2 separate regions of the Homo sapiens genome follow, and region 2 is linked to region 1. Evidence: chromatin contacts called from ENCODE Hi-C or POLR2A ChIA-PET data. All regions are on one chromosome and are shown on one strand. Each heading gives the region's core, a stretch centred on a gene start or an enhancer-like site at or near the end of the contact. The rest is flanking DNA. Distances are from core to core; before and after follow the strand shown.

Evidence for each region. A loop is a pair of places that touch in the nucleus more often than their neighbours do. ChIA-PET counts read pairs that join two places held with the same protein, here RNA polymerase II (POLR2A). Pooled maps may share reads with other maps.
Region 2: a loop to region 1 is called in a map of PC-9, with 5 times the contacts of the local background. The contact joins two enhancer-like sites. A Hi-C loop is called at or near these places in 2 of 168 maps with a recorded cell type or tissue (PC-9 and heart left ventricle) and 1 of 50 pooled maps. POLR2A ChIA-PET finds 5 or more read pairs at or near these places in 8 of 52 experiments (A673, AG04450, K562 and 5 more).

What each region holds. Positions count from the first base shown.
Region 1 is chr14:93,260,580-93,264,301 of GRCh38, reverse strand. BTBD7 (BTB domain containing 7) reads left to right here. Exons shown (of 11, transcript NM_001002860.4): 4 at 309-517; 5 at 2,625-2,700. Among named protein-coding and RNA genes, the nearest start is that of UBR7, 55 kb to the right of the region's middle. Within about 2 kb of position 1,646, at least 2 of the 41 ENCODE cell types and tissues checked have a DNase peak (open chromatin) inside an H3K27ac peak, as active enhancers do.
Region 2 is chr14:93,308,013-93,311,734 of GRCh38, reverse strand. All of the region lies in intron 1 of BTBD7 (BTB domain containing 7), which reads left to right. Among named protein-coding and RNA genes, the nearest start is that of BTBD7, 23 kb to the left of the region's middle. Within about 2 kb of position 2,119, at least 2 of the 41 ENCODE cell types and tissues checked have a DNase peak (open chromatin) inside an H3K27ac peak, as active enhancers do.

The DNA.
Region 1 (3,722 bases), core at 397-2,896:
GTCCAATGTCTTCCTCTATACTGACTTACTCACATTATTGGTTTGCACATAGATGTTTATTATCTTGAACTTGGGAGGATTCTCTGCCTTTTTCTGTAGATCCATCTCTGTAAGGCAGCAGATTTTCTATAGATGCCATAGTCTATTGTTTACCCATCCCACCAAGTCTTGGTGATTTTCATGAGATTTTATTTATCTCCTTGAGTTCTTTTTTGCTATTGTGACTTTTAAATATCGTGCCTAGCACACTAATGTTCAATAAGTAATATTTATGATTAATCTCAAGAAGTATTTGCCTTCTCTTTTAGGCTGTGAGGATATCATTGCTGAGAGCATCTCATTAGATACCTTAATTGCCATCCTCAAGTGGAGTTCTCATCCATATGGCTCTAAATGGGTGCACCGACAAGCTTTACATTTCCTCTGTGAGGAATTTTCCCAGGTCATGACTTCGGATGTTTTTTATGAACTCAGCAAAGACCATCTGCTTACTGCTATCCAGTCTGACTACCTACAGGTAATCATTTAAACACCTCTCAAACTCTGTCATTCATATGTGCGCCAAGAAACCCATCTATGCTCTATTACTCTTCCATCTAGGGTAGGGCAGGGGAAGAGAAACAGGCTGTGATCAAACCACCCAGGACTGCCCTCTTCATAGTTGTACAACAAAAGCCTTCTGGCTCACTGGCTCTTCATGTACACTGCTACCATGACTCAACATTGAACAAGCCCAGGTCCCAGCCAAATGCACCAAAAAGAGATTGGGGCAGTAGGCAAGGTCAGAAGCACATCCCAACATGATTTTCTTGACTTCTATTAATGTAGCTTCTCTATAGTGGTTTCTTACTTTTGGTGGAGCATCACATACTTAGATTGTAAGACAGTAGCTTCAGCAGCACAAAGTAAAAATAATATTCAATTTCTGATCTGCTCACATTTTTATCAAAACTCAGTGCATGTATTCTTCCAAAGTACGGTAATGTTTTCAACTACTTATTTTTAACCAGAAGTAGTTTTTAGCAAATTCTTGTGTTCTTGACTTAAATGTCAATTTAATTTGGAAATTTACATTAATAATAGATTTTATACATTACAGAAAATACTTACAGGCAAAGTATATCCAAGCTTAATTTTTGTGCATTGGCTATATGAATTTTATGCTAAAAACTGTACAACCGTTTTAATGCTATTAAAGACATAAACCCATTGAACCACTTCCTATTTCTTTGTATTTGTACTAGAAAAATAATAAAATGCTACCATTTTAGTCAGAAATGCAGTGGAGAGTTAAATAATACACTCAGCATCTGTGCTTTTCCTTTGTATGTTGCTTTGATTGCAGTACAGATGGCATACTTGGGCTTGATTTATGGAGAATCTTTGTTCATTAACCTTGTCTCATTGTCCTGATCAAAACTGGACGCTTTATGTTTGTGTTAGAAGTTGTTAGTTCTCTTAGATTATTGTCTTTAGGAGCTTTGCATTCCTTCTTAGAAAGTATTAAAAAAAAAAAAAACAGAGAGCAGCCTAGATTTGCTCTAAGATTTTAAATAAAATACAAAGAAATGAGGGCTACATTGCCATTTCACAGATTGTGCTTCACTAACCAGTAGAATACCTTGTAGAGATTGTAGTTTCTTCTGCCAAAACAAGTTGACTGACTTGTTTTTCCTGTCCCTCCAGGAGAGAGTAGTTACTCTGCCTATACCCTATACTTACACTTTCATTTACTTATCTCTGTTTTCTTCCAAAAGAGAATTTAAGGCAGCTATATAGAAACCACATAGTAAGATAAAATAAATTTAAAATAGGAAGTGGGTTGCTTGAGCCCGGAAGTACGAGACCAGCCTTGGCAACAGGTGGGACCCCATTTGTACAAAAAATTTAAAAAAAAATTAGCCATTTTGGGAGGCCAAGGCAGGCGGATCACGAGGTCAGGAGATCGAGACCATCCTGACTAACAAGGTAAAACCCTGTCTCTACTAAAAATACAAAAAAATTAGCCAGGCGTGGTGGCGGGCGCCTGTAGTCCCAGCTACTTGGGAGACTGAGGCAGGAGAATGGCGTGAACCTGGGAGGAGGAGCTTGCAGTGAGTCAAGATCACACCACTGCACTCCAGCCTGGGCAACAGCGCGAGACTCCCTCTCAAAAAAAAAAAAAAAAATTAGCTGGGTGTGGTAGCACATACCTGTAGTCCCAGCTGCTCAGGAGGCTGAAGCGGGGAGAATCACTTGAGCCCAGGAGGTTGAGGCTGCAGAGACCCATGATGGCACTGCTGCACTCCAGCCTGGGCAATAGAGTACGACTTCATCTCAAAAGGAAAAATTAAAATGAAAAAATAAAATAGGAAGGGAGCAGATTACAGAAAAAGAAGATAGAAATGAAATTTAAAAATTAGTTGGAGCCAAGATTGAGGTTACTGGATAAAATATATGTAATGCAGTCTTGTATATTTCCTGTTGATGGACCACAGATTTAACACTAAAACTTCAAACAGCCAATGGAAAGAGTGAAACATGGTAAGTTGCATGCTGTTATTTCCCACCTACGAAAAGTCCTTAATGAAATTAACCACTTATCTAATTTCACTAAAATAAATATAAACCATTTTTTATTATAGGCAAGTGAACAAGATATCCTTAAATATCTGATTAAATGGGGAGAGCATCAGTTGATGAAAAGAATAGCAGATAGAGGTAAGCTCCGAAAATTAGCTTGCACTAGTTACCTTGTGTAAAATTTGGTGGTTCTTATATAGAAATGCATGCCGCACATCAGTCTTGAAAATTGACACTGTTGCCTGGTGAAAATGGAAGTTTTTACCACCAGCAAAATCCTTTAGTGGACAGGGTATAGTTTATTAAAATAAATATATCAGAAAGTCTTATTTTGCAGCTTTAAAAGGATACTTTTTATTATTATGTTCTTAGGTGCTTAATAAAACATGACTGATTCGTGGAAGTACTAGAATGAAAAATTTCATATAATTTCATATAATGACTAAAGTATTACAAAAGCATAATGTTGATGAAAATTTGGAATTAGTGTTGATGGTTGCACAACAATACAAGTATAGTAAGAGCCACTGAATGGTACGCTTTAAAATGTTTTAAATAAATTTTGTGTTATGTGAATTTTAACCTCAGTTTAAAAATACGAGTACAGGCTGACCTGAGGTCAGGAGTTTGAGACCAGCCTGGCCAACATGGCAGAATCCCGCCTCTACTAAAAATACAAAAATTAGTGGGAAGTCGTGGCACGCGCCTGTACTCCCAGCTACTCGGGAGACTGAGGCATGAGAATCACTTGAACCTGGGAGGCAGAGGTTGCAGTGAGCTGAGATTGCACTATTGCACTCCACATGGGTGAAAGAGCAAGACTCAAAAAAAAAAAGAGTACAAATAAAAAAGCATTCATTGTTTATTTTTAAATGTTGTAGAAAGTAGGCTGGGTGCAGTGGCTCACGCCTGTAATCCCAGCACTTTGGGAGGCCGAGGCGGGCGGATCACCTGAGGTTGGAAGTTCGAGACCAGCCTGACCAACATGGAGAAACCCTGTCTCTACTAAAAATAAAAAATAAGCTGGGCATGGTGGCATGTGCCTGTAATCCCTGCCACCTGGGAAGCTGAGGCAGGAGAATCACTTGAACCCGGGAGGCAGAGGTTGTGGTGAGCCGAGATGGGGCCATTGCATTCCAGCCTGGGGCAACAAGAGCAAA
Region 2 (3,722 bases), core at 870-3,369, 47 kb before region 1:
TTCATGGATCATATTGGTGATGATAGTGTTAATATTTTTATTCTCAGGTTGTGTGAATATTTTGTGATAAACTATTATGTAGGCTGCATTGAGAATAGAGGGTTTTCATATGTGAGAAAGGAGAAATGATATAAGATAATGAGATTGAGTAAAAACCCTATAAACCTGAATTTGAATTGGAAGCAACAGTATAAACTAATGATAATGTACATTTATGTATCTATGTACATGTTTATGTAGATATGTGTGTATATAATGTCTTAGATCTTTGTACTGAAAAGGCATTAAGCATCCCTATTACTGAGATTGTGGTTTCTGAATACCATTTCCCACTAAAGGGAATTAGGGCTTCTTTAAGGAAATGACCAGTGCCAAGTCAAAGGCAAGAAAAATACAAGATATGCCTGGAATAAGTTGTAATACCAGAAAGGTAAGGTAACCTCTGCTCTCGGAGGCAGAGGTTAGGATTATGTCATAAGGTCTCAGGAACCAATTTGAATAAGGCTCTACTGTCCAAAGATGGGACAGTTTGAACTTCAATAAGAATAACTACAAAGGATTAAAACCTGTCACATAGATGTAAGTCTATTAATTCATAACTTTTTAAAACTCACTGATTGTCTTTAAGGATGCTAGGAAGCTATTACTAATTGTTTTGAAAATTAGTAAATAAAAGTAAAAAATTACTCATTTATTCTGTCCTTTCTATACAGACTGCATCAGGACAACTGAATAGTTGATGAGTTTTTTTTATAGAATTTTTCCAGCTAGTGAATAAAGAAAGAATGATAGACTATCATGTGATCGTTTTTCAACCCCGTTAATGGATTGCTTTAGTTGGTGATCATTGATAACTGTTAATATCAAAAAAAGGGAATTCAATAGACTTTTGAACTTAACTGTTGGAAGTACATACTACCTGCCACCTGTGAAGCAGTCTTGGCAAAAAAAAAAAAAAAAAAAAGTTTTTTGGTTTTTTTGTTTGTTTGTTTTTGGAAACAGAGTCACTGTTGCCCAGGCTAGAGTGCAATGGTACTATCTCAGCTCACTGCAACCTCCACCTCCCAGGTTCAAGCAATTCTTGTGCCTCAGCCCCCGAGTACCTGGGACTACAGGTGCGTGCCACCACACCCGGCCAATTTTTATTATTTTAGTAGAGATGGGGTTTCACCACGTTACCCACGCTGGTCTCTATCAATTTACTGTAAATACAAGAGTCAGAAGCACATTATTAAACTACATCATGGTAATACATTTGGCAAAATCCAAACTATAGGAAACAACCAGGTAACCTGATTTCTTCAACAAAAAAAAATTGTAAAGGGGGAGGAACCCATATGCAGAGATTGAAGAGACATAGTCATCCAGTCACAGTGTGTAGACCTTATTTGGATCCTAATTCAAACAAAGAAAAAACAATTTGAGAAATGTTAACACTGCCCAGGAGTTTCATATTAAGGAATTATTGTTTATTTTAGATATGATAGTCTGTAGTTGCTTTACATCCTTTTAGAGGTAAATATGGAAATATTTACAGGTTGAAATAATATGCTATCTGAGATTTGCTTGAGAATATTCTACTGGGATTGGGTAGATAGTGGACTGGGATATAGTTGATACTTAAACCTGTAATTGCAGCACTTTGGGAAGCTGAGGCAGGAGGATCACTTGAGTCCAGGAGTTTGAGGTTGCAGTGAGCTATGTTTGTGCCACGGCACCCCAGCCTCTGCAACAGAGCAAGACCCCATTTCTAAAGGGGGAAAAAAAAACACCTGCCAATTGGTAAATGTTGGTTGAAACTTGGCAATGGGTAGAGATCCATTAACTATTTTCTCCACTTTTTTATTGTATATTTTTTCATTTTTATTACAAAAATTACAAAAGTATCTCCTGCAAAGGAAGGAAAAACAAGTAATAGGAAGGGATGAGATTAGAGAAGCTTAGTCATTTAATTGTCCTCTGTGTTTGAATGCTAGGAGATTTGATATTTATGGAGTATTAATCACAATCAAGAAACATTTTACTGTTCAACAATACACAGCACTAGAGAGATTAAGATCTGTCCCTTTACCTCAGTTGGGTGATAAAGTAGAAACTGGAGACTTAAGGGTTGAGTAATAGAAACAGCAGCACAGTGGACACAGAAGCATGAGGTAGACGTGGCAGCTTCCTTCAGAAAGGTTGGTATAGCACTGAAGACTTTTGAGACGCTTTCTTGTTTAGCAGGGGTGTGGAGGTTGGGGGGATAAGACACACACTAGATGAGGGATTGAAGGCCTGGTCTTTGGTCTTGGCTTTGCCATTTTACTCTTTTTTTTTTTTTTTTCTTGGAGACAGAGGAGTTTTGCCCTTGTCGCCTAGGCCACACACCTTGGCCTCCCAAAGTGCTGGAATTACAGGCGTGAGCTACTGCACCTGGCCCATTTTACTCTTTATTTGACTTTGGATAAGTCACTTTAAAGTCTCTACTTTGATTTCCTCATTTGGAGAATAGAGAATATGCCTGTGCTGTCTACATGGAAGAGTTATTGTGAGAATAAAATGACTTAACACATGAAAAAGCCCTTGGTAAACTGTATTCCCATTCTGATGTAAGATACTCCCACTCCAGTCATTAAAAGGAACATGAAGTTGGGGGGAATGTTTAAAAAAGGGAGTGGAGAGGGAAGGTATGTCATTGCTTTTCTGTTTTAATGTTTTTTTGTGAGGTTTTTTCCATTTTTTAAGTTGTCACTTAAAAATACATAACATTTACCATTTTAACCAGTTTTAAGTGTATATATAGTTCTGCAACATTAAGTACATTCACATTGTTGTGCAGCCATCACCACCATCTCCAGAACTTTCTCATTTTCCACAACTGAAACTTTGTGCTTACTGAACACTAACTTCCCAGCCCCTGACAACCATCATTCTACTTTCTGTCTCTATGAATTTGATTACTCTAAGTACTTCATATAAGTGGAATCCATATTCGTCCTTTTGTGACTGGCTTATTTCACTTAACATAATGTTCTTAGGGTTCATCTGTGTTTCAGCATGTGTCAGAATTTCCTTCCTTTTTAAGGCTGAATAATCTACTCTATGTATACACCACATTTTGTTTTCCCATTCATCTATCTGTGGACACCTGAGTTGCTTCTACCTTTTGGCTGTTGTGAATAATTTTGCTATGAACGTGGGTGTACACATCTGTTTGAGTCCCTGTTTTCACTTTTTTTGGTATATATCCACAAATGGAATTGCTGGATCATATAATTCTATGTTTAATTATTGAGGAAGCAGTGTGTTTTTAAAAATTATTTACTTTATTGCTTATGGAAACATTTCCACAAGTCGTATTTGAGGGTATATGTACGCTGTGATCCATGAGGCTTTTTGCTGGGAAATCTTTTGTCTCCAAGTACTAATCCAATTTTCTTTTCTTTTCTTTTTTTTTTTTTTTTTGGAGACCGAGTCTGGCTCTGTCGCCTAGGCTGGAGTGCAGTGGTGCGATCTCAGCTCACTGCAAGCTCCGCCTCCCAGGCTCACGCCATTCTCCTGCCTCAGCCTCCCGAGGAGCTGGGACTGCAGGCGCCCACCACCACACCCGGCTAATATATTTAGTAGAGACGGGGTTTCACTGTGTTAGCCAGGATGGTCTCGATCTCCTGACCTCATGATCCGCCCACCTCGGCCTCCCAAAGTGCTGGGATTACAGGATTGAGCCACCGTGCCCGGCC